Regions from separate parts of the Homo sapiens genome. Here region 2 is linked to region 1. The links are chromatin loops, found by intact Hi-C in ENCODE. Cell type or tissue: Calu3. All regions are shown on one strand. Each heading gives the region's core, and the rest is flanking DNA. Links, peaks and the distances in the headings are about the cores only. Region 1 overlaps CAMSAP2 (calmodulin regulated spectrin associated protein family member 2). Region 2 overlaps KIF14 (kinesin family member 14).

Region 1 (15,462 bases), core at 6,588-11,587:
AACAAACAAACATTTTGAAGTGCATTCTTTATAAGGTAAGGCTTGGGAGGAAAGCTGCCCACAATTAACCTAGGAATTAAAAAGGTAAGCAGAAACAACTTATTCTGTGGATGTAGTAACAGCTCCTTTTTACTCCAGATATTACCCAAAGCTTACTTGTAAACATAGTTTTCTGGGACAAGAATATTGAGATCTGTAAATTCATCTTCAGACCTTAGCTGACTTAGCTATGACATATATAATGATGCATGTATAAGATGTGCTTACTGATTTCTGTGGAAAAAATACAAGCTTTGTTTGCTTCTAAATTATATTTTCTTCTATTCTTAATTTTGCCAAAAGTTTAAAAACTAAGATAAGATAAACATTTTGCCATACAGTTGACCCTTGAACAACATGAGTTTGAACTGAGCAGACCCACTTTATACACAGTTTTTTCAGTAAGTACAATAGACCCTGCAAATCAGCGGGTTTGGCATAACCAAATATGACATAACCAAATATTCCAGACTCACTTTCTTCTTTCCCTATCTCTGACCTGGAACCAGCTGTTTTCTGTGAAGCCTTGGGTTTATATTAATGGGGAATGTTATTTAGAAACCATGATCTGGGGATAGATGTATTTATTGCTGCTGTTTTAGTGTTACTGCTAGGCCCTTAACTCATGACAATGCCAGGAGAAATATGTAATCATGAGTTCTTACTGATATCTCCATAGGATTCTTCCATATTTGAATCTTAAAATGAGCATCTGCCCCAGGGCCCCTTCCCAGAGGTACGCATTCCCAGCACAATGCAGTTCTTGGCTAGGGTCAAGTTGTATTGCCTCCTGTGCCTGCCTTAATCTGGCTCTGCTGGCTGAGATCCATGTCTATCTGGATTCACCAGCAGCACTCACCATCCATGCTCTAATTAGAGTCCCATCTGCATTTCCACATTGTAGTTTTGTGCATTTTTCAGTATGGCAACCTCCAGCCATGTTGATGAGTCTGCCTGGGCAGTCCTCATTGCCTCCTGGTTATAAAGTTGTGTGACTTTTGAGTGATTCATCCTAACCCTATTCTTGACATAAACCATGTTATTTTTACAGCATGAAATGCCTTGTACTATTATTGTCACTCCATTTTATAGTTGAGGTATTGAAGCACAGAGAAGTTAAGGAATTTGCCAAAGATCACCTAGTTAGTAAGTGGCAGAGTTGGGATTAAACCTAGGTACTCTGCTTAAATGGTCTTTGCTAACCTATGCTGCTAGACTATAGGATTTATGTGGGGAAGTATTAGAAGACCTGAAAAGAGTGATTATTTTAAGATCTTGAAGAATTTTAATATTATTTAAATAATCCTGGACTTGTTGGGTAGGCCCTGGGAAGTCACTGAAGGCTTTTGACTGTAGAGTGATGTGATTGGCAATGTCCTGTAGAAAGGTTAATCACTTGTAGCTGTGAGGGACTGTGAAAGCAAGATTCCTGATAGTATGCTGTTCTTGGGCTTCTCTCTAGAGATCTAATGAGTCAGCCTCTAAGGTTTGATGCCAGGGAATTTATGATCTTTTTGATGATCATCCATATTTGGAACGACTGCTCTAAACTGTTTCCTTTGTTTACTATATTGGTTTGACTACTAGTATGCCATTCCTGTATGTGTCCATCCAGTACAGCCACATTTAAATGCCCTTAATTTGCCATTTGAAGCTACATATAGTCCAGATGAAGTCGATGAGTCTGCTCAGGAGACATATCTTTCATCTGTCTGGGCCTTGCGTTTCAATAGATATTTGAGCTATACTCTTTCTTATATATATTAAGTTTGCAATAAAGCTTAATATCAGCTTGTTTTAACATTATCTTGGAAACACTTCTTCATTGGGTAGTGTGATTATTACCAAATGTAAGTGACAAGATGTAAACCAGATACTCATCTACTTGTATATAAACAGATGAAAGAGAACTCTCAACTACTTCCTTGTCTCTAATATTTGCTTCCTAAAAATTTGGGCAGAATTAAATAGCAGTTAAATCAGTATCATTGTGCTGATAGTCGCATGCTAGTCATCATACTTTTTTGACTTGCTCTGCCTACTTCATTGACATATCTAACCAGGGAGGTCCAAATAAAATAAAAATAGCAGTTTTGTGCGATCAGTTGTTTAAGCATATGTCATATTGTTAAGATTTTGAAACTCTTCAGAGAGGTATTTTGAATCTCATGAAAGTCACCCCTCTTGCCAGGGCTGCCACATGCATAGTTCCACCTGGGTATAGCAGAGTAGCAGTGGCACCTTTGGTCCTGACTATGTTTAATACAGATTGGGTATAACAGCAGTACGTCTGGAACAACAATGCCATAATCCTCTTGTAGGTTACTACTTAACTATTTGCTGTTCAATAGTTAAACAAAATTTTTTGTGTTAAAAAAAATCAATTGACCATAGACATATGGGCTTATTTATGGACTCTGTTCCATTGATCTCTGTTTTTATACCAGTACCGTATTGTGTTGATTATTGTTGCTTTGTAGAAAGTTTTAAAATCAGGAAGTATAAGTCCTCCTACTTTGTTCCCTTTCACGATTGCTTTGGCTGTGGTGAGTCCCTTGAGCTTTAATATGAATTTTAGGATCAGTTTGTCAGTTTCTATAAAGAAGCTACCTGGGATTCTGATAGAGATCACATTACTTTGTATACCAATTTAGGAAAGTATTGCCATCCTAGGAGTATGTAGTCTTCCATCCATCAATATGGGATGTCTTTCTGTTTATCTTTAATTTCTTTCAACAATGTTTTGTAGTTTTCAGAGCATAAGTTTTTTTTTGTCTTTTTTTTTTTTTATACTTTAAGTTTTAGGGTACATGTGCACATTGTGAAGGTTAGTTACATATGTATACATGTGCCATGCTGGTGCACTGCACCCACTAACTCATCATCTAGCATTAGGTATATCTCCCAATGCTATCCCTCCCCTCTCCCCCCACCCCACAACAGTCCCCAGAGTGTGATATTCCCCTTCCTGTGTCCATGTGATCTCATTGTTCAATTCCCACCTATGAGTGAGAATATGCGGTGTTTGGTTTTTTGTTCTTGTGATAGTTTACTGAGAATGATGATTTCCAATTTCTTCCATGTCCCTACAAAGGACATGAACTCATCATTTTTATGGCTGCATAGTATTCCATGGCGTGTATGTGCCACATTTTCTTAATCCAGTCTATCATTGTTGGACATTTGGGTTGGTTCCAAGTCTTTGCTATTGTGAATAATGCCGCAATAAACATACGTGTGCATGTGTCTTTATAGCAGAATGATTTATAGTCCTTTGGGTATATACCCAGTAATGGGATGGCTGGGTCAAATGGTATTTCCAGTTCTAGATCCCTGAGGAATCGCCACACTGACTTCCACAATGGTTGAACTAGTTTACAGTCCCACCAACAGTGTAAAAGTGTTCCTATTTCTCCACATCCTCTCCAGCACCTGTTATTTCCTGACTTTTTAATGATTGCCATTCTAACTGGTGTGAGATGGTATCTCATTGTGGTTTTGATTTGCATTTCTCTGATGGCCAGCGATGGTGAGCATTTTTTCATGTGTTTTTTGGCTGCATAAATGTCTTCTTTTGAGAAGTGTCTGTTCATGTCCTTCGCCCACTTTTTGATGGGGTTGTTTGTTTTTTTCTTGTAAATTTGTTTGAGTTCATTGTAGATTCTGGATATTAGCCCTTTGTCAGATGAGTAGGTTGTGAAAATTTTCTCCCATTTTGTAGGTTGCCTGTTCACTCTGATGGTAGTTTCTTTTGCTGTGCAGAAGCTCTTTAGTTTAATTAGATCCCATTTGTCAATTTTGGCTTTTGTTGCCATTGCTTTTGGTGTTTTAGACATGAAGTCCTTGCCCATGCCTATGTCCTGAATGGTAATGCCTAGGTTTTCTTCTAGGGTTTTTATGGTTTTAGGTCTAACGTTTAAGTCTTTAATCCATCTTGAATTGATTTTTGTATAAGGTGTAAGGAAGGGATCCAGTTTCAGCTTTCTACATATGGCTAGCCAGTTTTCCCAGCACCATTTATTAAATAGGGAATCCTTTCCCCATTGCATGTTTTTGTCAGGTTTGTCAAAGATCAGATAGTTGTAGGTATGCGGCGTTATTTCTGAGGGCTCTGTCCTGTTCCATTGATCTATATCTCTGTTTTGGTACCAGTACCATGCTGTTTTGGTTACTGTAGCCTTGTAGTATAGTTTGAAGTCAGGTAGTGTGATGCCTCCAGCTTTGTTCTTTTGGCTTAGGATTGACTTGGCAATGCGGGCTCTTTTTTGGTTCCATATGAACTTTAGTTTTTTCCAATTCTGTGAAGAAAGTCATTGGTAGCTTGATGGGGATGGCATTGAATCTATAAATTACCTTGGGCAGTATGGCCATTTTCACGATATTGATTCTTCCCACCCATGAGCATGGAATGTTCTTCCATTTGTTTGTATCCTCTTTTATTTCCTTGAGCAGTGGTTTGTAGTTCTCCTTGAAGAGGTCCTTCACATCCCTTGTAAGTTGGATTCCTAGGTATTTTATTCTCTTTGAAGCAATTGTGAATGGGAGTTCACTCATGATTTGGCTCTCTGTTTGTCTGTTGCTGGTGTATAAGAATGCTTGTGATTTTTGTACATTGATTTTGTATCCTGAGACTTTGCTGAAGTTGCTTATCAGCTTAAGGAGATTTTGGGCTGAGACGATGGGGTTTTCTAGATATACAATCATGTCGTCTGCAAACAGGGACAATTTGACTTCCTCTTTTCCTAATTGAATACCTTTTATTTCCTTCTCCTGCCTAATTGCCCTGGCCAGAACTTCCAACACTATGTTGAATAGGAGTGGTGAGAGAGGGCATCCCTGTCTTGTGCCAGTTTTCAAAGGGAATGCTTCCAGTTTTTGCCCATTCAGTATGATATTGGCTGTGGGTTTGTCATAGATAGCTCTTATTATTTTGAGATACATCCCATCAATACCTAATTTATTGAGAGTTTTTAGCATGAAGCGTTGTTGAATTTTGTCAAAGGCCTTTTCTGCATCTATTGAGATAATCATGTGGTTTTTGTCTTTGGCTCTGTTTATATGCTGGATTACATTTATTGATTTGCGTATATTGAACCAGCCTTGCATCCCAGGGATGAAGCTGACTTGATCGTGGTGGATAAGCTTTTTGATGTGGTGCTGGATTCAGTTTGCCAGTGTTTTATTGAGGGTTTTCACATTGATGTTCATCAGGGATATTGGCCTGAAATTTTCTTTTTTTGTTGTGTCTTTGCCAGATTTTGGTATCAGGATGATGCTGGCCTCATAAAAAGAGTTATGGAGAAGTCCCTCTTTTTCTGTTGTTTGGAATAATTTCAGAAGGAATGGTACCAGCTCCTCTTTGTACCCCTGGTAGAATTTGGCTGTGAATCCGTCTAGTCCTGGGGTTTTTTTTTTGGTTGGTAGACTTTTAATTACTGCCTCAATTTCAGAACTTGTTATTGGTCTGTTCAGGGATTCGACTTCTTCCTGGTTTAGTCTTGGGAGGGAGTATGTGTCCAGGAATTTATCCATTTCTTCTAGATTTTCTAGTTTATTCGCATAGAGGTGTTTATAGTATTCTCTGATGGCAGTTTGTATTTCTGTGGTATCAGTGGTGATATCCTCTTTATCATTTTTTATTGTATCTATTTGATTCTTCTCTCTTTCCTTCTTTATTAGTCTGGCTAGCAGTCTATCTATTTTGTTAATCTTTTCAGAAAACCAGCTCCTGGATTCATTGATTTTTTTGAAGGCTTTTTCATGTCTCTTTCTCCTTCAGTTCTGCTCTGATCGTAGTTATTTCTTGTCTTCTGCTAAGTTTTGAATTTGTTTGTTCTTGCTTCTCTAGTTCTTTTAAATGTGATGTTAGGGTGTCGATTTTGGATCTTTCCTGCTTTCTCTTGTGGGTATTTAGCACTATAAATTTCACTCTAAACACTGCTTTAGCTGTGTTCCAGAGATTCTAGTACATGTGTCTTTGTTCTCATTGGTTTCAAAGAACTTATTTCTGCCTTAATTTTGTTATTTACCCAGTAGTCATTCAGGAGCAGGTTGTTCAGTTTCCATGTAGTTTAGCGGTTTTGAGTGAGTTTCTTAACCTTGAGTCCTAATTTGATTGCACTGTGGTCTGAGAGACTGTTTGTTATGATTTCCATTCTTTTGCATTTGCTGAGGAGTGTTTTACTTCCAATTATGTAATCAATTTTAGAATAAGTGCAATGTGGTTCTGAGAAGAATGTGTATTCTGTTGATTTGGGATGGCGAATTCTGTAGATGTCTATTAGGTCTGCTTGGTCCAGAGCTGAGTTCAAGTCCTGAATATCCTTGTTGATTTTCTATCTCGTTGATCTAATAGTGACAGTGGGGTGTTCAAGTCTCCCACTATTATTGTGTGGGAGTCTAAGTCTCTTTGTAGGCCTCTAAGAACTTGCTTTATGAATCTGGGTGCTCCTGTATTGGGTGCATATATATTTAGGATAGTTAGTTCTTCTTGTTGCATTGATCCCTTTACCATTATGGAATGCCCTTCTTTGTCTTTTTTTATCTTTGTTGGTTTGACATCTGTTTTATCAGAGACTAGGATTGCAACCCTTGCTTTTTTTTTGCTTTCCATTTGCTTGGTAAATCTTCCTCCATCCCTTTATTTTTAGCCTATGTGTGTCTTTGCACATGTGATGGGTCTTCTGAATAGAGCACACCAGTGGGTCTTGACTCTATCCAATTTGTCAATCTTTGTCTTTTAACTGGGGCATTTAGCCCATTTACATTTAAGGTTAATATTGTTATGTGTGAATTTTATCCTGTCATTATGATGCTAGCTGGTTATTTTGCCTGTTAGTTGATGCAGTTTCTTCATAGTGTCGATGGTCTTTACAATTTGGTATGTTTTTGCAGTGGCTGGTACTGGTTTTTCCTATCCACATTTAGTGCTTCCTTCAGGAGCTCTTGTAAGGCAGGCCTGGTGGTGACAAAAATCTCTCAGTATTTGGTTGTCTGTAAAGGATTTTATTTCTCCTTCGCTTATGAAGCTTAGTTTGACTGGATATGAAATTCTGGGATGAAAATTCTTTTCTTTAAGAAGGTTGAGGCCTGACGCAGTGGCTCACACCTGTAATTGCAGCACTTTGGGAGGCCAAGACGGGCGGATCACAGGGTCGAGAGATTGAGACCATCCTGGCCAACATTGTGAAACCCCTTCTCTACTAAAAATACAAAAATTAGCTGGGCATGGTGGTGTGTGCCTATAGTCCCAGCTACTTGGGAGGCTGAGGCAGGAGAATCTCTTGAACCCAGGAGGTGGAGGTTGCGGTGAGCTGAGATCGCGCCACTGCACTCCAGCCTGGAGACAGAGCAAGACTCCATCTCAAAGAAAAAAAAAAAAATAGAATGTTGAATATTGGCCCCCACTCTCTTCTGGCTTGTAGGGTTTCCACGTAGAGATCCGCTGTTAATCTGATGGGCTTCCCTTTGTGGGTAACCTGACCTTTTGGGTGAATCTGATGATTATGTGTCTTGGGGTTGCACTTCTCGAGGAGTATCTTTGTGGTGGTCTCTGTATTTCGTGAATTTGAATATTGGCCTGTCTTCCTAGGTTAGGAAGTTCTCCTGGAAAATATCCTGAAGAGTGTTTTCCAACTTGGTTCCATTCTCCCCATCACTTTCAGGTGTACCGATCAAACGTAGGTTTGGTCTTTTCACATAGTCCCATATTTCTTGGAGGCTTTGTTTGTTCCTTTTCGTTGTTTTTTCTCTAATCTTGCCTTCATGCTTTATTTTATTAAGTTGATTTTCAATCTCTGATATCCTTTCTAAATTATCTGAAGGTTATTAAAGCTTACACCATCTAAATTATATTTAGATGAGTTACCTATAAGCTAAAAGCTAGAGTCAGATGGCAGTATCTAAGATGAACTCTTAAGTGTAGGTGGTATCCTTGTTTTCTTTTTCATAATCTCTTTAACTCGTCTTAGTACCTTATTTATTTATTTGTTCTGGGAACCACATTTGAGCTTTGAGAGGCAGGAGGACAGTGCTTGATGTGTTGGCAGCTAGTAACCCCTAGTTTAACTGAGTTGAGGACAGTAGTAATACTATGGTGGCAATAGCAAGATTTTTATCTCTGCAGCCTTATAGTACAACTGTCTTGGTTTAAAACTGGATTTTATTTTAACTAAATTCTGTTTTAAACCAAGATAGTTCTATATAAGAATGTCTTTGGATTGGAAGCCTTGGTTTTAGTTTATTCTTGAATTGTCAATATCAGAAGTTTAGAAATAGTAATTCAATGGCAAAGTATTATTACATAATAACAAAAGATTTATTGTGAAATACTGGGGCCAACATGGAGGAATGGCAAGTATACGAGCTTTGACCATAGACAGACCAGGATTTTGAATCCTAGTTCTAACTCTTACTAACTCTGTGACCAAATGTAGATACTCATCCTGAGATTTCCTCATTGATAAAATGACATATCATCTCAGCGGAGTTGCAAGTGGTGTTTTACTTTTATCTCCATGTAAATTAAAGATAAATGAAACTTATGAAAAAGTGTTTATATAGATAAATGATATGTAAAATATTTTCTAAGTTGGAATAACTTTGAAAAACTATAGAGTTTAATATGAATATGCAGTATGTACCATTTTAGCAGAATAACTAGTACCTCATGTTTGTGATTGATTAAAGTATTTATTTCCTCTTAAATACCTGTGGGCGTACTTGGGCATAGTAGGCAGTCTAGCCACTTTATTAGTCCAAAAACTAAGTTCATTTTAGGATTTTTTTTTAAGTTCTATGTCTAAATCTGATACAAGAATAGTAAAAGCCATGCAGTAGTAGATCTTTTATCTTAATTTATGAGGCTAAAAATTTCTTATAACACTGAAACCCTTTCCTTTCTTTAATAGGTTTAACCTTCATTTCTAATACATAAATGTAATTTATTTTTGCTTAGACTCCACTGGTTGGAGATGATAAAAATATAACCCTTGTAACACAGATATAGAACCTAATGGTGGCCTTTGGATGATACTTCAGCTCTCACCCAGTAAAGTCCCTGGGATTCCACATTCCCCAAATCCTTTTCTTTTCATTGAAATGCCAAGTAGCCCTCCTGCTTTTTCTTCCATAACCAGCCTTCCTGCTGCTGCTCTTAGATGTCATGCTATGCTCTGCCACCTGGTGGTTGCAATGTACACTGCTGTTTCTGTTGCTGCCGCAGTTGCCTCCTACAAGGTGCAGAGGTTGGGATTTAAGTCTGCAGGTGTGATGTTCAGTGTTGTGGGCTCTGGAGGCAGATTTCTAAGTTTGAATCCCTACATCACTGCCTCCTTGCTGTGTAACCTTGGACAGGTTATACAGTTTTCTTATCTGTAAAATAGGTAGAGTAATAGTGCTTACCCTCACAGGGTTGTTTCATTAAATTAATACAAATGCTGAGAACATTACATACTGAAAACAGTACATGACAGAAAACAGTAAAATGCCAAAAACAGTATGTGACACTTAACAGTGTTAGTTATTGTTATTATTCTGATCTGAATGCTTTAGGTAAGCAATTAAACGTGTATATTTTATTTGGAGCTATCATAGCTCCAAACTGATTGATTTTAGCCTTGAGTTTATTTTTTAATGTTGATCTTTTCTAAATCCATTGTGTATATACTTTCTGTTATACATAATTTTTAATTATCACTATCATATTGTAAAGTTAAGAAGTAAAAAAAAAAAATCACACTAAAATGTAAGAGTTCTTAAAGTGAGTGAATATCATATGGAAATAACCACAGCACAGTAGTGGAATTTTTAGAAATTTGTTTTTTAATTTGGGAAGTTAATCAGTGAAATGAGCTTTGTTCTGAAAATGTATCCCAATTTTCGAAGTAAACTATAGATTTTATTTGTGTTTTTACATACTATAACAAGGTAATTTCTAAGTTTTACTTTTATTCATTCATTTTCCCTTTCTGTTGTGTGTGCGTGTGTGTCTGTGGTATTCAAACATTATTATGGTATGATGTTCTGTTTTTCTTTTTTTTTTTCTTTGAGACAGAGTCTTGCTCTGTTGCCCAGGCTGGAGTGCAGTGGTGCGACCTCGGCTCACTGCAACCTCCACCTCCCGGGTTCATGCCATTCTCCTGCCTCAGCCTCCTGAGTAGCTGAGACTACAGGTGTCCGCCACCACGCCTGGCTAATTTTTTGTATTTTTAGTAGAGACAGGGTTTCACCGTGTTAGCCAGGATGGTCTCGATCTCCTGACCTTGTGATCTGCCCACCTCGGCCTCCCAAAGTGCTGGGATTACAAGCGTGAGCCACCGCGCCTGGCCAGATGTTCTGTTTTTCTTGTTTCTTGTCTGTTTCCTTCCTTTTTCATATTTTTATGTATATATATAAAACAGTATTATAGTGTGGTATTCTGTTTTTTCCACTCAATTTTATATTGTACACATTTCCCTTATTTTTAAATAGTTTAATATATCATAAATTACTCATTTTGGTTGGATATTGTTTTCTTTCTGTTGTATAATATTATAATGGTTATTTTTTATTTATACAGCGTTTTTATCCTCTCTCATGTGTTTATAGAACAAACTGCCAAGAGGAGTCTTAAGAGTACATGAATGATTTTGTGGCTCTTGAAATATTTTCCCACATTTTAATCCAAAAATGCCATGCTTTTTAATGCTGTTAAACAGGAATTTACTTTCACCCATAAAACATTGTCTAGGAACAAAAGTGAAAAAGACAGGATCCCTGCTCTCCAGGGATGGAGTATAACGGAGAGGATACATACAGATGAATGACTAAGAGAAAGGCTGCAATATTCTGAGTGTGAAGGAAGAACTGGGATAGTTGGACAGTAGCAGTGTGGAAAATACTTCTTAGAGGAGATTGAATATGAAAATGCGGTTTTAATTTGAAATAATTATTGATCCTACTTTTTCTTTCTTGCATATTATGTTTGTCATTTCTGAAACATATTTTTTTGCTTTGCAACAAAATGACTTAACTCCTGCCAACTGCATGATATGGTAGAAAGAGCACACAGGTTTGGACAAATTGCATAATTGTCTAAACTTCAGTTTCTGCACATATAAAACATAAATGATACTTCCTTTAGAGACTTTTGAGGATTATAGAAAGTGTTTTTTATCTATTGTCTCCAGGCTTATTTCAAAAAATATTTGAAATGAAAGAGTTAATATACTAATAAAGTATTTAGCACAGTATATGGCACATAAGTTAGACTTAGTAAGTAGGAGCCACTGTTGGTTTTATGATTGCCAGTGTTAAGCATTCTGCTTCTTACAAAGCGTCAGCTTTCCTATAAATACTGCTCAGTTTTCTAGAAGCTGGAACTGCCACCTCCTAAACGATCAGAATTCACTTCCTCAACCTCCAGAGTAACCCAGCTCTTGAGTCTTTATAGTAACCAAAAGGCTAGCTTCTTTCTTTCCTTTCCTTTCTTTAGCCCCTGCTAGTTGCCAGATACCACGTTAGATGTAGGGAATAGGAAGATAACTGAGATAATATCCTACAACTGTCTATCTAGAGAAATAGAGTCATATGCAGGTGACTGTGCACATGTCAGAGAAATCAGTGGTTCTCAACCCTGGCTGCTCATTAGCATCACCTGGGGAAGCTGTTTAAAAATACCAGTGCTGATGCCGTACTTTAGATAATTTAGAAATTAATGCAAACAGAAACAATATTCTGTAGGAACCTGTACTCATTGATAGGTTGAGTGAGTCATTTTGATTGGAAAGAGAACTGGAAAAATCTTCACAATCAGAGTAACATTCAAACCAACGACAAAACTTAGTCTGTATTGTTAGGAGGACAACAAGCCAGGGCACAAAAGCTTGAAAACTGGTAGCAGATTGGAGAAGGAAATGGTAGATTCTAAGGCTAGACTAACAAAGCAGCTAATAAGAAAGAAAGAAAGAAACTTTACCTCTTTTAAGGAGTTTAGACTTCGTTATGTAGAAAATGAGGTAGACTTTATGAGAGAATGATATGATGCAATCTCCGATTTGGAAAAAACAGCCGCTAGTTTATAACATTGTCAAAAGTAAATTCCAGATGGAATTAAAGTTATGGAAAAAATAGAGAATAATATTTCTATATTTTGGGGTTGGAGAAGACCTTTATAAACATGTTATCAACTCCAAAGCCATAAAGGAAAACACTGAGATTAACAGATTTTACCAAGTAAATATTTAAAACTCTGCAACAAAAGGTACCCTAAAGTTGAAAGTCTGGAGAAAAACTAGGGGAAAGTATTTGCTACCTCAATGACAGAAGGTTAAAAAGTACTTAATATATAATGAGCTCTTACAAATCAGTTAAGAATAGGCAAAAGATTTGAGCAGGTAGCTTTCCAAAGAAGAAATGCAAATGGTTGCTAAAGCACATAAAAGGATGCTCATCTTCAGTGATAATCAGGATTGTAAAGTCAAACAAGAGTGGGGTCTTCTAAACTTTCATGTTGATACAGATTTTTAAAAGTGAATAATATCTAATGTTGTCAAAAATGTGGAGAAACAGGCAGGCTGATAACGTTGGTGGGAGATAAGTTGGTGTAACCTTTCTAGAGAGTAGATTAATGGTTATCTATCAAAACTTAAATTGTGGTTGCCCTTGGACCCAGTGGCCACAACTAAGAATTATCCCTGGAGAAATACAATGTTGTAACATTGTTGGTAATGCCAAGCAGTGTAAATGTGTACATATTTCATAGGCATTAAACTTTTTTGTAGGAATATATACCAGACTGAAGAAACTGGTGGAGGGAGGGGCACTTCATATACTACTGTAATGTTTTTTTTAGAACTTCCATATAATTGTGTGTGTGTGTGTGTGTGTGTATCTATCTATCTATCTATCTATCTATCTATCTATCTATCTATCTATCTATGCCAAATCTATCTATCTGTGCCAAAGGCTAGAAGTCCTGTTCTGGATGAATTAGATGAGGAAGAAGTTGGAGGCAGGAAAACCAGTTAAAGAATTTTTTACCTTGTTCAAGTGTGAGAAATGTTTGGGTCTGAATTGGAACTGTGACAATCAGAATGAGGAAGAGGGAAGATTTGAAAGATAGAGAATCTATAAACTTGTACTATGTGGGTGAGAAGAATGAGGAAAGACTGTCAAAGATGGTTCTGAAGTCGGTAAGTTATATTGCTGAGTAAATGACCATGACATTATAAAAAATAGGAAAAACAAGAAAAGAAGCATCTTTGGAGTAGAAGATAATGAGTATCTTAAATATAGATCCTCAATAAGTATTTGAACAATAAATTAGTTTGGGTCAGTTAGCTCATCTTTAGCATGTACAATTTATGCTTTCTTATTAAGGCTGGTCTTCTGTAGTTATTCTGCTGCTTGTTAGGAGATGTCATTAACATTTCAAAATATGTAAAAAGCAATTTCTAAATATAATTTTTAAACTATTTGTTCTTGTTTTATATTTTCAGAGTGCACATTTGGCCATGATCGATACCCTCATGATGGCTTATACTGTAGAAATGGTCAGTATAGAAAAAGTAATTGCGTGTGCTCAGCAGTATTCAGCTTTTTTTCAAGCCACAGATCTGCCCTATGATATTGAGGACGCTGTCATGTACTGGATAAATAAGGTAGGATTATACTCACTTGAGTAAATCGCATCTCATAGCCAGAAAACGTGAAATTCTAAATTATACATTGCCACTTCATTACTCTTTTTGTTTCAAATCAAAGTGCAAACTTAAGTTGTAAAATACACTTAAATTTTTTAGTAAAAAAGCTTAAAATGATGAAAATAGTTTTCTGTATACTTAGCAATATTTATGATTACTCTTTTTTTTTTTTTTTTTTTGAGAAGTAGTCTCGCTCTGTCACCCAGGCTGGAGTGAAGTGGCATGATCTCGGCTCACTGCAACCTCCGCCCTTCAGGTTCTAGCAATTCTCATGCCTCGGCCTCCCAAGTAGCTGGGATTACAGGCGTTTGCCACCACACCCGGCTAATTTTTGTGTTTTTAGTGGAGACGAGTTTTCGCCATGTTGGCCAGGCTGGTCTGGAACTCCTGGCCTCACGGTGATCTACCCACCTTGGCCTCCCAAAGTGCTGCAATTACAGGCGTGAGCCACCACGCCTGGCCAATATTTATAATTACTCTTAATGATTAATCTGGTTCATACCAGATTATGAAAAAATTCAGAACACTCCTAATAGTGAACTATACACAGTGGGTGTTCAGTAAATATTTTTTGAATTCATTTCAAGAATGAAATAATTTTCTTACATTTCCAGTTAGGGGATTCTTAGGTTTGCTTGACCAAGTTGCACAAGATCCTATTGATTGTGGATTCCTCTTCTTGGAAATTTTTATGGAGCTGTGATTTGTGCTTTGAAGATGCTTAATTTGTCAGCTTATCACTCCCTTTGCCAATTTGAGTAGTTAATTTGTCTTGATCCACTTTCATTTACAACTGCCAGCCAAAAGAAAATTAAACCTTATCTGAAGACAAGCACTAAACGGATTTAAAAGAAGTTATATCTCCAGGTATCCTTTCTTGAAAGCTGGCATGAAGCTCGTAATAAAAAGCTAAATGTAAAAAACACTATTACAGCTATCTTCATTATCCATAATATCAGTATCATTGTAGAAGGACTGCTTAATACTTTGCCTCTGGAGTTCCTTTATTTCTTCATCTTTAGTAATCTTTCCCTGACTCCTCCTCAGCTGTAGAAAATCACAGTTACATTCTAGACCTATTCATCTTGAGAAACTATGCAACCTTCACATCCCATTACAGACTTCCCATTCTTGAACAGTTTCTCCTATCTTCCTAACCCACTTGCTTTAAATAATAATTTTTAAAATGTTGAACCTCATTATGACTTATAAACTATTGAGCCTATTAATTTCTCACAATCTTATTGGACTTCATATTTGTCCATCTTGAACTTAGATTTTTATAAGTACTCTCAGTTCTTATGTCTCCCCTTCCCTCCCTGTTACTCATTTGGTAACAGCTCAGATGGTTTAGCTTAGTTACCCATTTTATTTCTAACCTGCATTTGCAGAGGCAAATATTGCTGGAGAAATTTACACAAGGAAGTTGGTTTCACTTTAAGTTCATAAGCACAAACTTCCACTGCCAGTCCAACAAATGTGTCCCTAAGTTTGCTTTCCCACGCTTCATGACAACTGTGTTACCCATTTTCCTCTAATTCTCGGACCTTCTGTAACCCTTTCCCTACTACTGTCAGCTAAATTTGCCTTATCTTTTCTTGAGACCAGAGATGGGAAGGCTTTAGGTGGGAATTATCTTCCCTTTATACTAGCAAATCTGTAAACAGTTTTGGATCGCACTCATTGCCTTTCTTTTGTCCTACTGTTACAATGAAGAATTTCCCCCTTCACATCAAACGTG
Region 2 (15,462 bases), core at 9,966-14,965, 240 kb before region 1:
CTGTAACCCCAGATACTCAAGAGGCTGAGGCAGGAGAATCGCTTGAACCCGGGAGACAGAAGTTGCAGTGAGCTGAGATCATGCCACTGCACTCCACCCTGGGTGACAGAGTGAGACTCTGTCTCAAAAAAAAAAAAAAGAAAGAAAAAAAGAAATTAGGGGGCCCTTGTACACTGTTGGTGGGAATGTAAACTGGTATAGCCATTATAGAAAAAGGTATGGAGATTCCTCAAAAACTAAAAATAGAACTACCATATGACTGAGCCATCCCTCTTCTGGGTATATACCCAGAGAAAATGAAATTAGCACCCTGTAGAGATAGCTGCATTCCCATGTTCATTGCAGCAATATTCACAATAGCTAAGATCTGGAAACGACCTAACTGTCCATCTGTCCATTGATGGATGAATGGATAAAGAAAATGTTACACACACACACACACGTACGCACACACACACACGTACACACACACACACAAACAGGAATATTCTGCCTTAAAAAAGGAAATTTTGCCACTTGTCACAACGTGGAGGAAGCTTGAGGAAGTTGTGCTAAGTGAAATAGCAGACACAGGAAGACAAATACTGTATGATCTCACTTGTGTGAGGATTCTTAAAAAGTCAAATTCATAGAAGCAGAGAGGTGAAGGCTGTTTGCCAGGGGTTGGGGGTAGGGTGAGGAGAATGGAGAGATGCTGATCAAATTATACAAACTTTCATTTATCAGAAGAATGAATTCTGGGAGTCTAATGTATAGCAAGGTGTATAATAATACTGTATATAGTAGGCCAGGCGCGGTGGCTCATGCCTGTAATCCCAGCACTTTGGGAGGCCGAGGAAGGCGGATCACGAGGTCAGGAGTTCGAGACCAGCCTGATCAACATGGTAAAACCCTGTCTCTACTAAAAAATACAAAAATTATCCGGGAATTGTGGTGGGCACCTGTAATCTCAGCTACTCAGGAGGCTGAGGCAGGAGAATCACTTGAACCCAGGAAGTGGAGATTGCAGTGAGCCGAGGTCCTGCCCCTCCACTCCAGCCTGGGTGACAGAGTGAGGCTCCATCTAAAAAATAAATTAAAAAAAAAATAATGCTGTATAGTATACTTGAAATTTGCTAAGAGTAAATTTTAGGTGTCCTTACCCCCTACACGCACATTCACAAATAGTAACTACATATGGTGATATGGTGATGAATGTGTTGATTGTAGTAATGATTTCACAATGTGTTTGTATATCAAACCATCACATTGCACACCTTGAATATACACAATTTATTTGTTAATTACACCTCAATAAAACTGGGGAAAAAGCTTTATTTTTTTTTTTTTGAGACGGAGTTTTGCTCTTGTCACCCAGGCTGTAGTGCAATGGTGCCATCTCGGCTCACCACAACCTCTACCTCCCAAGTTCAAGTGATTCTCCTGCCTCAGCCTTCCGAGTAGCTGAGATTACAGGCATGTGCCACCACGCCCGGCTAATTTTGTATTTTTAGTAGAGATGGGGTTTCACCATATTGATCAGGCTGGTCTTGAACTCCCGACCTCAGTTGATCTGCCTACCTCGGCCTCCCAAAGTGCTGGGATTACAGGCATGAGCCATCATGCCTGCTCTTTTTTTGTTTGTTTTTTAAATAAAGACCAGGTCTCATTATGTGGGCCAGGCTGGTCTCGAATGCCTGGGCTCAAGTGATCCTCCCATCTTGGCCTCCAGAAGTGCTGGGATTATAGGTGTGAGCCACCGTGCTTGGCCCGTAAACACACACACACACACACACACACACACACACACACACATATATATATATATATATATTTTTTTTTTTTTTTGAGACAGAGTCTTGCTCTGTCGCCAGGCTGGAGTGCCATGGTGCAATCTCGGCTCACTGCAACCTCTGCCTACCGGGTTCAAGTGATTCTCCTGCCTCAGCCTCCCGAGTAGCTGTGACTACAGGCGAAGCTAATTTTTGTGTTTTTTGGTAGAGTCAGGGTTTCACCATGTTGGCCAGGATGGTCTAGATCTCTTAGCCTCGTGATCCATCCATCTCAGCCTCCCAAAGTGCTGGGGTTATAGACGTGAGCCACCATTTTAAAAAGAGGGGGATGTAGGGCCATAGAAAGCGATATCCATTTTCCAAATTTCAGAGATTCTCCATCTTCTTAGTGGACAGCACAATCTGCTCTTCGTGAAAATGAGGCCCCCTAATGGGCAGATGCTCGCTCTTTAGACAAATTCAGAGGTTTTCACTGAATATTAGCCAGAGAAACGAAAGCCTGTGACTTACCACAAAATCGCTCTTAAATTCTTTTTTTTTTTTTTTTTTTGAGATGGAGTTTCACTCTTGTCGCCCAGGCTGGAGTGCAATGTGGCCATCTCAGCTCACTGCAACCTCCGCCTCCCGGGTTCAAGCGATTCTCTTGCCTACGCCTCCTGAGTAGCTGGGATTACAGGCGCGTGCCACCACGCTTGGTTAATTTTTGTATTTTTAGTAGAGACGGGGTTTCACCTTGTTGGTCAGGCTTGTCTCGAATTTCTGACCTCAGGTGATCCACCCACCCCCGGCCTCCTAAAGCGCTGGGATTACAGGCGTGAGCCACCGTGCTCGGCTAAATTCTTTAAAAAACCTATGATTCTCTGAGTTTAGGACCATTCAGCAACAGGAAATATGCAGTTTCCAGTTGCCATTTGCTTAATCAAAAGTTTACCCCTGAATTCTGTCTTGAATAAGTCAGCGATTCTCTGGTGGTTCTCCTGTATGTTCGAGTGTAGTGTGTGTTTTTTGTTTGGTTTTTTGTTTGTTTGACAGTCTCCCTTGGTCTCCCAGGCTGGAGTGCAGTGGCGCAATCTTGGCTCACTGCAACCTCTGCCTCCCAGGTTCAAGCAATTCTCATGCCTCAGCCTCCCGAATAGCTGGGATTATAGGCATGCACTGCCATGCCTGTTTATTATTGTTTTTTTTAGACAGAGTCTCGCTCTATCACCCAGGCTGGAGTACAGTGGCGTGATCTAGGCTCACTGCAACCTCTACCTCCTGGGTTCAAGCCATTCTCCTGCCTCAGCCTCCTGTGTAGCTAGGATTACAGGCGTGCCATGCGCCACCATGCCGGCTAACTTTTGTGTTTTTAATAGTGTTGGGGTTTCACCACGTTGGCCGGGCTGGTCTCAAATTCCTGGCCTCAAGTGATTCACCCTCCTCAGCCTCCCAAAGTGTTGGGATTACAGGCATAAGCCACTGCACCCGACTTGAGTTTAGTGTGTTTAGAGGTCTTTGGCATCGAGAAAATATAATGTTATGAACAACTGGGATCCAACAAGTTGGGCCTTTCAAAAGTCCATGAGGCAATCTAATCTTTTTCAGGTTGCTATGGCTTAACACCAACAGCATACCTAGCATTAAGTAAATAATTATTAGAATGAATGAATGAACCTAGCTATCAGATACTAAAACAAACTAAATGGCCATGCTCCACATCTAAAAATCCCATAAACTAATATTGGCTAAAGGAAGAAAGATGGAAAAGCTCAGTCTTGATTATATCATGCAATGACTGTAACTTGCAAAATCCAGAGCACAAACTTACCTGATGAATCATGCACAGGAAGCTGGGCACATAAGCTTTTTTTTAACTGAACCAAACTACTGATACCTTTTCCCCTCACCTGTGATTAATTCTTACTTTCCATATTTAGGGAAAACCTTGAAATGCTTATTGGCACATAGTTAGGCTCTGTAAACTCAAGTATGCTAGTTAGCTAACTAGACAAAACAGCCTTTTGCTAAAACTTTCAGATGGACTGACTCCATGGAGGACACATAGCACATTATACCTTAAGAGCAGTAAGATAATGTTTAGTTATCTTTATTGTCCATTTATTATCATGGAACAAAATGACGGCAGATATATTTTCAGGTATGCCATAAAGGACTGCAATACAATTTGGCACATTGGCAGAATGTTATAAATGGCATATGCCTGCACCAAGTGTGATCTTATATACATAACAAGGGTTTTGTAGCTGGTAATGAAAAGGACAGAAAATAAATTCACTAACAGTCTACTACTTGCCAGCAGTTATTCCCACATTTTTCTCACTAAGTGCTCATAGATAGATAGTCCATGAGGTGGGTATTACTTTTCTTTCTGCAGATGAAGGAATGGGAGTGAAGACAGTAACATGTCTAAGGTCATGTAGTTACTAAGCAGTCCAGCTGGGATTCACACTCCAAACGTGTGAAAAATATGTCAAACTCCAAAGCTCATGCTCTTTACACATACCACATGGTGATAAATCTATTCCAGGCATAATCAACTAAAGAGAGGCAGAACAATGTTAAAAAAAAATAGTTGTTATGGCAATATTAATATTTGTTTAGTGTTTCCTAATTATTAACTTGATTTGCAACACTAGCCTAGCTATTATCAAGGCAGAGCTATTCTGAATGAAGAGTAAAATAAACAAAGAAAATCAGTAAAATAAAAAAGCATAGACCACGAAGCAATTCTAATGCTGAAAAGATTTATTAAAGGCATTCTCTTTATAACATTTCTTGTCAGTGCACATAATTCCAATAGCAAATATTTTTTCACCATTCATTCAAATACAGTATCACAATGTGTTTAGTATAAATATGTATACAAAATTTTATAAAGACACTAAAAAGTTTCTGACCAATTAAGTCATGAGTTTACAAAGCACAAACTGAAGATTAAATACTGAATATTAAGATGAAAACTACTATACAGGTACTTTAGGAAGTTCTTCAAAGAAGTGCACCTCCCGGGAAATCCTCATATGTACATCTACACTCCAGCAAACTGCACAGGCAAAGTGCTACTTGCCAGATTATTGACTAATAAAAACACATATAGAGCTTCAGAAAGAATACAAGGTCAAATGCCAAAAATAAAAAAAGAAATGAAAGCAAATGTGCTACATTGTACCATTTTAAAGAGCTTGAAAACACCACACAAGGTTCACTAATACTGTTCTGACTGCAATGACTGTATTTACTTACAATCTCTTCCTAACAAGGAAACTATCAGATTTATTCATGGTACGAATGGCCAATTTCAACTAGTTATGCCAAATGTACAAGTAGTATCTGTAAATTCGAAAAGGGCAAATGAAAGGATCAGGTTATTTAAATGAATTCTTCTTTTTTTTTCTTCTTTTTTTTTAAATGAATTATTCTTTAGGAACTGCTCAATATCACCCAAGCATAGTTACAAAGTATCTCTTCAAATTATACATACTCTTGAGGTCAAAAACGTCAAACTATTTCCGTAATGTAAGATCCCACAAGTAGAATATTATCTTTATTACTTGATCATAAATAAAGGTTTTTTTTTAAAGCTGTGGAAAATAAGGGTCTTTAATCTTCATCAAATCATATACAAATTATTTCATTATACCTTTAACAAAACAAGCATTATCAAGAGAAGGTCCAGCCTCTGATCTCCTAATCTCATCCAACAGTTTAGTATAATTCTGGCAACATTTTATTAGTTTTAAATAATATTCATACAGCCCCCATTATGAAACACAGATAACAGGGTAAACTACTGTGCCAGCAAGCCATATTATTAATATATAATTATACTATATTTAGGTAGCTACTTATAATTTGGAAAGAAACAGGAAGCTACACCCTTGAACATACTATTCAAAATGGCAACCAGTTAACCCTTTGAGAAAAGAATTTTTGATTAACAATGCAAGTTAAGTTGTCTTAGTTAAACTTGTACAGGCCATTTCACCATAAACATCCCAGCTGTCTGAGGAGAGAGAAGGCATAGGCACAAAGGTAACTGATTGTTCAGGTTTCCACTCATGAGAAAATAACCCTTTATAAACGACTAATGAACCAACTACAGACAGTATACCAATGTTAAACACTTTAAAGATAAAAATATATTTTATTTATTTATTTATTTATTTATTTATTTATTTATTTATTTATTTTGACTAAGTCTCGTTCTGTTGCTCAGACTGGAGTAAAGTGGCATGATCTTGGCTCACTGCAACCTCTGCCTCTCAGGTTCAAGCGATCCTCCTGCCTCAGCCCCCCTAGTAGCTGGGATTACAGGCACGCGCCACCATGCCCAGCAAATTTTTGTATTTTTAGTAGAGACGGGGTTTCGCCATGTTGGCCAGGCCGGTCTCAAACTCCTGACCTTGTGATCTGCCCGCCTCCCAAAGTGCTGGGATTACAGGCGTGAGCCACTGTGTCTGGCCTTTGATAAATAGATATTTTAAAGATAAAAAGACATGGACTTTTTTGAAATATCTGTGCTGATTTCTCTTAAACTCTCCTGCATAAAGAAAATTACCGAGCAAGTGTTCTTTTTCTTTCATGGGTGGTCATAAAAGTGCCTACACATCAGTATTCACACCCACTGAATCCTACTGGGTGTGCATTCCTCTGAGCTCACTGCTGGGGATGAGCCATGGAGCTCATAGACACGCTTTGGTACACCTTTATTCTTACTGCCGTCAATCCCGCTTGATTTAGATTGTTGGTGTTCTTCTTTGGTATTTTGATTATAAGTTTCCCAGGGTTTCAACAAATCAGGGCTTTCTTCAGATTCAAAACAAAAGAGGAGAGACTTAGCTAGAGATTCTAGTTCCTGGTGGACAATGTGAGTTACTCTACTCTCATAGCTGCCAACAGAAGTAGAAGGCACACTGAAGTCACTGTAAAAATCACTGGCCAAGTTGCGAATACTTTCAACACAAGTCTGGAGAAGATTTATATCACTATGGCATCCTATATGCAAGAGAGGAGGGAAAAGTTAATTAGCCTTTTCAGTTTTCATCAGGTATTTATGACTTTTATAGACTCTAGATATCTTTTAAGTCAAAGTGACCCTATCAAAACAATTCCAAACTACTTAAGATTAGTCAACTAAAGTGTTTATTTGCTAGATGAGCACTTGGTTTTTCAGGATCTAATTATTTAGGTAGAAGTACTGATACATACATTAAGTGGGAATTTAATTATAAATACAAGTTCCTATATGGGTAACTAATATCAGTGAAGTAGCATTGGGTAGGCTTCAGTTAATGACTAAAATAATGAAAAGGTTAGAAATAAAAAGGAAAGATGTCAGCCGGGGACTGTGGCTCATGCCTGTAATCCCAGCACTTTGGGAGGCCAAGGTGGGTGAATTGTTTGAGGTCAGGAGTTCGAGACCAGCCTGGCCAACATGGTGAAACCCCATCTCTACTAAAAATACAAAAATTATCCAGGCATGGTGGCATATGCCTGTAATCCCAGCTACTTGGGAGGCTGAGGCAGGAGAATCGCTTGAACCCAGGAGTCGGAGGTTGCAGTGAGCTGAAATCGAGCCACTGCACTCCAGCCTGAGTGACAGAGCGAGACTCCATCTCAAAAAAAAAAAGGAAAGATGTCTAAGGTTCCTTAAAATATAAAATTCTGATTATAAACTCCATTTGGAGAATCATACCTTTCAGTGCAGAAATAATAATTTCAATAGCTTTCTCTAAGCAATGTTTTAACTTTAAGAATTCTGGAGCACGATTAACCATCCTCTTGAAATCTTGGTATTCAAAGTTTTCTTCTTGTACTTGCCTTCTGAAACTTTTCTGTATAAATAAAGTTAATATTTAAAATAATACATTAACAGGCTCAATGGCAGTAAGGCTCAGTCAATATGATTTTAATTGCCAGAATCTTCTCTTTAAGAAAGAGAGTTTAATTTCCTCACCAGTGCTTAACTCTATTTCTATAAGCAAGACCAAAATACAATAGTAATTACTGTTTTCAAAAGAAATCAGAATTTTCAATTAATTTTCAAAGTCTGTCATCCTATTACATGAGAATGGAATAAAGTAACAGTGCCATTTATTATTCAATACTTTAAAAGATACATTTATTTCATTTTTAAGAGCTCAACTTTATAATAGTTCTCATTTATTTAAATAAAAATTTTCAAGCCATAGCAATTACTCTCCTTTTTAACACATTGATCATATACTTAATTTTTCTCTTTACCTGTGACATGGGAATAATCTATCTAATTCAACTGTATTTTAAAATCTTTGAGCACAATGATTATTAAACACAATTTTTTAGCCTATAATGACCCATCCAAGCAAAAGCTGACAGTTATTAAACCAGTAGCAATAAGAAACAGACATATTAATAAATTTCTATACAATCCTTTATCCACTACTAGAACTAGTAAGTTATGACACACATAAAAAAGACAAAGAGCTATCTTACATGCTACAATTAGACATATACAAAAGAGTTGTCTCTGGCTAAGGATAAACACTGAAATAAAAATATCTACATTTGAACCAAGTGAAATGATAAAAAATAAGCAAAATTAAAATCAATTTAAAGCTTCTCTTACAATTTTCGATTCAGCAAAGATGTTTTCAAGAGATCTAATCAATCCCATGGCATTAGTTTTCATTTCTTTGGTAACCTATAGAGAATGTTAAAATATTTTATTATACTTTATTATTCAGAAGTACAAAAATCATAGAATTGCATGGGACCAGACTTTTAAAAAATTCTAGTCTAGAAGCCCAAAGATTGGAGCTCTATTTCTGGGATTGCAATTAAATAGCTTGAGAGTACTTAAATCATACATGTGAAATTTCTTCAAAAATAAATTGCACATTGACTTCTTTCCAAATAAGTTTATTTCACTTTTAAGAGTTCAACTTTATAATCTCTCTCATTTATTTTATTTACATAAAAAATTTCAAGCTATAGCAATTACTCTCCTTTTAAACACATTGATCATATACTTAGTCTGTATTTTCTATTTACCTGTGACATGGGAAAATAATCAGTCTAATTCACCTGTATTCATTAATAATTTCTTTCAAAATAAATTGCACATTGATTTCTATATTAAATATGGACACCCTCTAATATTTGTTATAACAAATTTTGTGTTATACTTAAATATTTATAGATACAAAATTTCTAAATTTCCCTTGGAAGGGGGTAAGTAACATATCAAGCAAATACTATACTCTAAAAACTTTACAAATGTTTTGTTATTTGATTCTCCATTATAGTCCTATGCTGCCCATTGTATACCTCATTTTATAGGTAAGGAAACAGACCTTGGTTCCTAACTCCTAAGACTGAGAACTAGAGTGGGAGCCCACATCTAAATTCTAAGCCTTTGCTTTTATTCTATCCAATGCTGCCCCCTAAGGTGCTTTCCTGCTCAATTTCTGCCAGGGGATTCTTTTTCAGTGTTTAATTGGCTTTACTCACAGAGAGCTTCCCTAGCCCTAATTCAGATTTGCTCTATGTGGTTTAAAAAAAAACAAAATTCCAAAAGAATATCCAAATTATTTTTCCTTCCTGACTCCAGCTTTAAAATTGTAGCTCCATGCCTTTTATGTTTCAGCTCATTTTCTATTTCTTTGGATATTTTATTCTTCTATAGGTTCTTAAAGGAGTTTTAACTTACAAGAATAGATAAACTAAAACCCTACCATGAACAACAAAGTACAGGTTTGTCATACTATAGAAAGAAAATGAGAGAAAGGAGGGTATGCAGATAGGGTCAATTGTATACAGGATGGGCCTGGCCCTTTTGCTGCTTATTTCCTCAAAACAATACCAAGGCTAACACCTGCACCTACTTCAACAGCTTACTAAACACATTCCCACATATTATTTCATCTATATTTTTCATTAATTTATTCTATACCCTTCTGCACTTATTGCCAGCAGAAATTCTTTGCAATAGTGATAGACTGCAAAAGTGGTATCACTTTGCAAATATGGTGAAGTGTTTTAGTGATAAATGGTGCTGCTGCTGAGCAAAACCAAATTTGAGACGTCAGTGGTGGTCTGAATGAGCCTTTGACAGCCCAATATATCCCTTTCTTCAAAGTTGCACTATGGAACTGAAATCAGCCTCATGCCTATTTGAGCGCAAGCTTGATTTAGTGACAATATGAGCTCCTAAATTTAGTAACAATGTGTTTTTACTTTTATTTTTTATTTATTTATTTATTTATTTTTGAGACAGAGTCTTGCTCTGTTGCCAGGCTGGAGTGCAGTGGCACGATCTTGGCTCACTGCAACATCCACCTCCCAGGTTCAAGCGATTCTCCTGCCTCAGCCTCCTGAGTAGCTGGGACTACAGATGTGCACCACCACGCTCAGCTAATTTTTGTATTTTTAGTAGACACGGGGTTTCACCAAGTTGGCCAGGATGGTCTCGATCTCTTGATCTCGTGATCCGCCCACCTTGGCCTCCCAAAGTGCTGGGATGACAGGCATGAGCCACCGCGCCCAGCCGTGTTTTTATTTTTTAAAACAAAAAAACACAAAGTGAGAGAGGCAGACATATGTTGAGAAAAAGAGAACACGTGCAAGTAAGATGAATGACTTAAGATTTGCCAGGCACTATATTTTTAGCATTTTCGTATACGTTGTTTCTTCATCTCATATGATCCTCAGAACAATTTTATGAAATAAGTATGATCATCCTCATTTAAAAATGGAACGACTGAGGCTCAGGTAAGTTGTTCAAGGCTACATAGGAAGTAGGAGAGCAGCTTAATGTTCCATGTCTTTCCCCTGTTCTGAGATGGAGTTTTTCTGGGCAGAGAGAAATCTGTATAACCCTGTAGTATGAGCAAAGGGATGGAGAATCTCTGTGGCTTACACAGTTTCACCTCAGATTCTAAGATGAGCTAGAAGTACATTAATACCAAAGTTTTTCTAAACAACAACAACAAAAAAACTAACTTATTCCATGCCTTCCCAGAAACAACCACCCAGAGGGACAGAAGCCAATAGTCCTCCACATGATCTACTTTTCTAGATCAATCAGTATATACATAAATGAGGAGACATCCTAGTAGCTAAGATCTCAGGAACCTAAATGTCCCCAGGTAGCACTGCCCCAGCCACCTGACTCCAACAAGAGCAATGGAATGGACAGGGGTGGTTTTTGTTTGTTTGTTTGAGACAAGGTCTTGCTCTGTCGCCCAGGCTGATATGCAGTGGTGCAATCACAGCTCACTGCAGACTCAAACTCCTGGGCTCAAGTGATACTCCTGCCTCAGCCTCCGGAGTAGCTGGTACTACAGATGCATGCCACCATGTCTGGCTAATTTCTGTATTTTTTGTAGAGACAAGGTCTCACTATGATTCCCAGGCTGGTTTCATATTCTGGGCTCAAGCTGTCTTCCTGCCTTGGCCTTCCAAAGTGCTGGGATTACAGGCATGAGCTACCATCCCTGGCCAAGGATGGTTTTAATATGTTGTTACAAGACTCTAAAACAGACAAGTCTCTGAAATTCAGTCTCATAAGAATTTGAATTTGTATCTTCCTAATCCCCACTTCACTAACAGTAATTGTCAATAAAGAAAATTAATGCATGAACAATAGTTTTAAAAACTTATTTATGTAGCATGTTGAGTTTTGGAGTCAGGCAGAATATAAAATCCTGGCTCAGGGCTTAATAGTTGGGTAATTAGGCAAAATACTCTAATTCAATGAAATGAAGAATATAAATTCCTACCTTGAAAAATGATATGAATATGAAATATGATATTCATAGGGCTTTTTCTTACTGACAAAGTACAAACCCATTATAGAAATGGCTAAGATTTACCACTGTTACATGTAAAGCACCTAGTCCAGTAACTGTCAGAGGAAATTAATCAGTAAATAGTTTACAGCCTGTGATGTAGGTATGCTTACATGACAGGGTCAGAGCATTAAGTGACTTGCTAAATGATAAGTGGAAAGTGATAGAACCAGGTTTCAAATACATGTCTTCTAATATTAAAACCCAGATCTTTCCTAAGGTACTAAGTAATGTTAGCTGGAGGATGGGAGGACACATATTTTAGGAAATCACTGAAATGCTTATTGGTTCTGTATCTTGATATGAAATATCTTATGTGAATGCCCCAGAAAAATATTTAGTTCAAGATACTGAATCAATAAATGTTACTAATAGTTTCCATTCTTAGAAGAGGAGAAGACTAAACAAAGCTAAGGAAGAAAATGACAACCAGAAAGCGAACACTAGGTGTCACTACCACACTCCACTCTCTGCTTAGGAGTTTACAGACTGAATTCTTGAAAATAGCTGCAACAGGACCAAGCAAAATATTAACAATAGAGGCTGCAGTGACTCAAGAATAACTTGGGAAAATATCACCATAAGATCATGATGTCAGCCTCTTCAGTGAAAAATAACTCGAAACAAATTAAAACATATGAATTTATAGAAATCTAATTTGTTGACTGAAAAAATCAACTTTATATATTATTTAGTACTGTACAGAATATTCTTTTATTCATCTTACCTCATTTTTTGTACACTGCCTAAAGAGTTCATGCTGAAGTTCTTTTGCTTTTTCCAGTCCAGAATCTAATAAAATCTTCATTCCTAAGCCTACACCATCACAAACAGCATCCATGAATTCCTCCTAGAAAAAGAATTTAAGCATTAACTAGAAAATTTAGGTTTTATGTATTTTAATTTATTTAAATTTAGGTTTTATATATTTTAAATTATCAAGTAATTAAGTTATATTTTCTGCTTACTTTAGGACTATAATACATCCCAAGTTTATTAAGTTCAACTAAAGCTAGAATAAGAACTAACAGTCTGTGGTCTGTAAAGAAATAAAATTAGCAAATCTGTAATTTAGTATCCCATATATAACATATTGCAAAGAATGTTTATCATCTTTTAAGCAGGGCTCTATATTGCTAGAACACAGTAACATTCTTTTTTTTTTTTTTGAAATGGAGTTTCGCTCATGTTGCCCAGGCTGGAGTGAAATAGCACGATCTTGGCTCACTGCAACCTCCACCTTCCTGGTTCAAGTTATTCTCCTATCTCAGCCTCCTGAGTAGCTGGGATTACAGGCACCTGCCACCACACTCAGCTAATTTTTATATCTTTAGTAGAGACGGGGTTTCGCCATGTTGGCCAAGCTGGTCTTGAACTGCTGACCTCAGGTGATCCACCAGCCTTGGCCTCCCAAAGTGTTGGGATTACAGGTGTGAGCCACCGCCCCCAGCCAGAACACAGCAACATTCTAATATAATACAATGTTTTCAATAGCATAACTAGTGAAAGCAAGCAGATACAAATTATCTGGTATTACAACGTTTTTTCATGTGTTGATTGGCTGAGAAAACCCTCCACGGTGGATGACTAGCATCAAATTAAGGATCTGAAAGGTAAAATAAGGTTTGCAAAATAATCCAATATATTTAAAAGTTTTTTGGTTGTTTGGTTTTGTTGGGTTTTTTTTGAGATGGAGCCTTACTCTGTCACCCAGGCTGGAGTGCACTGGCGCAATCTCAGCTCAACGCAACCTCTGTCTCCTGGGTTCAAGTGATTCTCCTGCCTCAGCCTCCTGAGTAGCTGGGATTACAGGCGTGGGCCACCATGACTGGCTAACTTTTGTATTTTCAGTAGAGACGGGTGTTTCGCCTATTGGCCAGGCTGATCTCGAACTCCTGACCTCAAGTGATCCACCTGCCTCGGCCTCCCAAAGTGCTGGGATTACAGGCATAAGCCACCACACCCGGCCCAAACAGTTTTAAATCTTATTGCAAAACTACTAAAAGTACAAGCTATTTTGAAAACTTAAAAAGAACTTGCCATGTTTAGTACTGTACTATTATCAAAAGTCTAATGTTCCCTCAGATGAAGTCTGTCTGAACTAACATTGCTAAATTACCTGGACACTGGCAGCTTTATTGTTACCGTTTTCTAGAAAATGTAGCTTGCTCCCTTTCAGAACTGCTAACTGCCCCACATACTTTACAGCTTGTTGTACAATTTGGATTGCATTCTTTTGAGCCTCTTTTATCATTGATGAAATATCCAAACAGCATCCCTGTAAGATAAAAATGGACAAGTGTATCAGATACATGAGATTATAACAGGTGGTAAAGAAAAGATAAGGGCCGGGCACAGCGGCTCACGCCTGTAATTCCAGCAGTTTGGGAGGCCGAGGCGGGTGGATCGCCTGAGGTCAGGAGTTCAAGATCAGCCTGGCCAACATGGTAAAACCCTATCTCTACTAAAAATACAAAAATTAGTCAGGCATAGTGGCACACGCCTATATCCTAGCTACTCAGTAGGCTGAAGCATGAGAATTGCTTGAACCCAGGAGGCAGAGGTTGCAGTGAGCTGAGATCGTGCTACTGCACTCCAGCCGGGGTGACAGAGTAAGACTCCATCTTAAAAAAAAAAAAAAAGAAAAAGAAAAATGTCCCGGACACGGTGGCTCATGCCTGTAATCTCAGCACTTTCGGAGGCCGAGGCAGGCAGATCACAAGGTCAGGAGTTTGAGGCCAGCCTGGTCAATATGGTGAAACCCCATCTCTACTAAAAACACAAAAATTAGCCAGGCGTGGTGGCGGGCGCCTGTAGTCCCAGCTGCTCAGGAGGCTGAGGCAGGAGAATCACTTGAACCTGGGAGGTGGAGATTGCAGTGAGCCGAGATCGCACCACTGCACTCCAGCCTGGGTGACAGAGCGAGAGACTCTGTCTCACTGATTTTCAAAAGAAAAGAGAAGAAAAAAAAAAAAAAGAAAAGAAAAATCATCTGGAGAAAATAAATTCTGCATTTATTGATATAGTGATCTCACTTCATAAATGTCTCAGTCAGAACCAGAAAACATCTGTGGCTGCTAAAGGTGATAAAATGAGTAAGATATAGTCTCCACCCTCAAAGACCTTACACACTAATAGGAGACATAAGTAAGTACAAAATTAACTACATATAAGACAGAATTAATAAGTAAAAGCCAAAAGAAAGAAAAAGAAGGGTGGCTCTTTTGCATCTGAACTTTTCCTGTTCTGATAACCATCTGACAGTTAATAAAGATATGATTTTCTCAAGGAAAAAGAAATCGAGAGGGAGAGGAAGGGGAAGCAAAAGGGATGGAAAAAACCCCAAACACCTTCAAACAAAAGACTTCCCACATGCACTCAGAGTACACATATAAAAAAGGAATGAGGAAGCTTCTCTTGAGCTTTTCTTCTTTCTGTTACCTGCCCCCTGTAGTGTCTCTTCAAAATATTTCTCCTGGCCTGCTTTGGGGAATATGCTAATTGTATTGCTACAAGAAAAGGATTCTCAAACCATACTTAGTAGAAAGTGTAGTCACTAAATTCAGGTTTGCTAGCTTAACACAAGTCTGTCCTGAGCTTAATCTAACTTCCCCTCCAAGTCGCCTGGTCTCTCCATCCTTGATTCCTTGTATAAGATTTCCCACAGGGCTATGAGTTGAAACCCACAAGTTCAGTTCAAAGTGTTCTTCTCAGAAAATGAAAAGAAGGAAAGAAACTACACACCAGTTACTCTAAGAGAGACATTCTTATAACATTAATTCATCTGATCCTCACAGCAATCCTGCCCAGTAGGCATTTCCAGCTTTATTTTCCTGTGAGAAACAGGAGACTCAAAAATT

What was found. Hi-C counts contacts between places; a loop is a spot of excess contacts. Peaks named below come from ENCODE experiments on the same cell type or tissue, not always from the same donor. Only the 100,000 strongest peaks of a DNase experiment are listed, where the experiment ranks them.
Region 2: it touches region 1 in a loop (7-fold over the local background); 18 of 110 quality-filtered maps call a loop at or near these places.

Annotation. Positions count from the first base shown.
Region 1 is chr1:200,793,859-200,809,320 of GRCh38, forward strand. CAMSAP2 (calmodulin regulated spectrin associated protein family member 2) reads left to right here. Exons shown (of 17, transcript NM_203459.4): 3 at 13,518-13,679. Among named protein-coding and RNA genes, the nearest start is that of CAMSAP2, 63 kb to the left of the region's middle. In Calu3, for the core only: a CTCF peak has its summit at 9,241 (motif pointing left); a DNase peak (open chromatin) is centred at 9,213.
Region 2 is chr1:200,547,001-200,562,462 of GRCh38, forward strand. KIF14 (kinesin family member 14) reads right to left here. Exons shown (of 30, transcript NM_014875.3): 26 at 13,722-13,880; 27 at 12,330-12,452; 28 at 8,380-8,454; 29 at 7,468-7,606; 30 at 4,500-6,767. The coding sequence ends at 6,388. Among named protein-coding and RNA genes, the nearest start is that of KIF14, 66 kb to the right of the region's middle. RefSeq lists a silencer at 11,975-12,024. In Calu3, for the core only: no CTCF peak of the experiment used is centred there; a DNase peak (open chromatin) is centred at 12,061.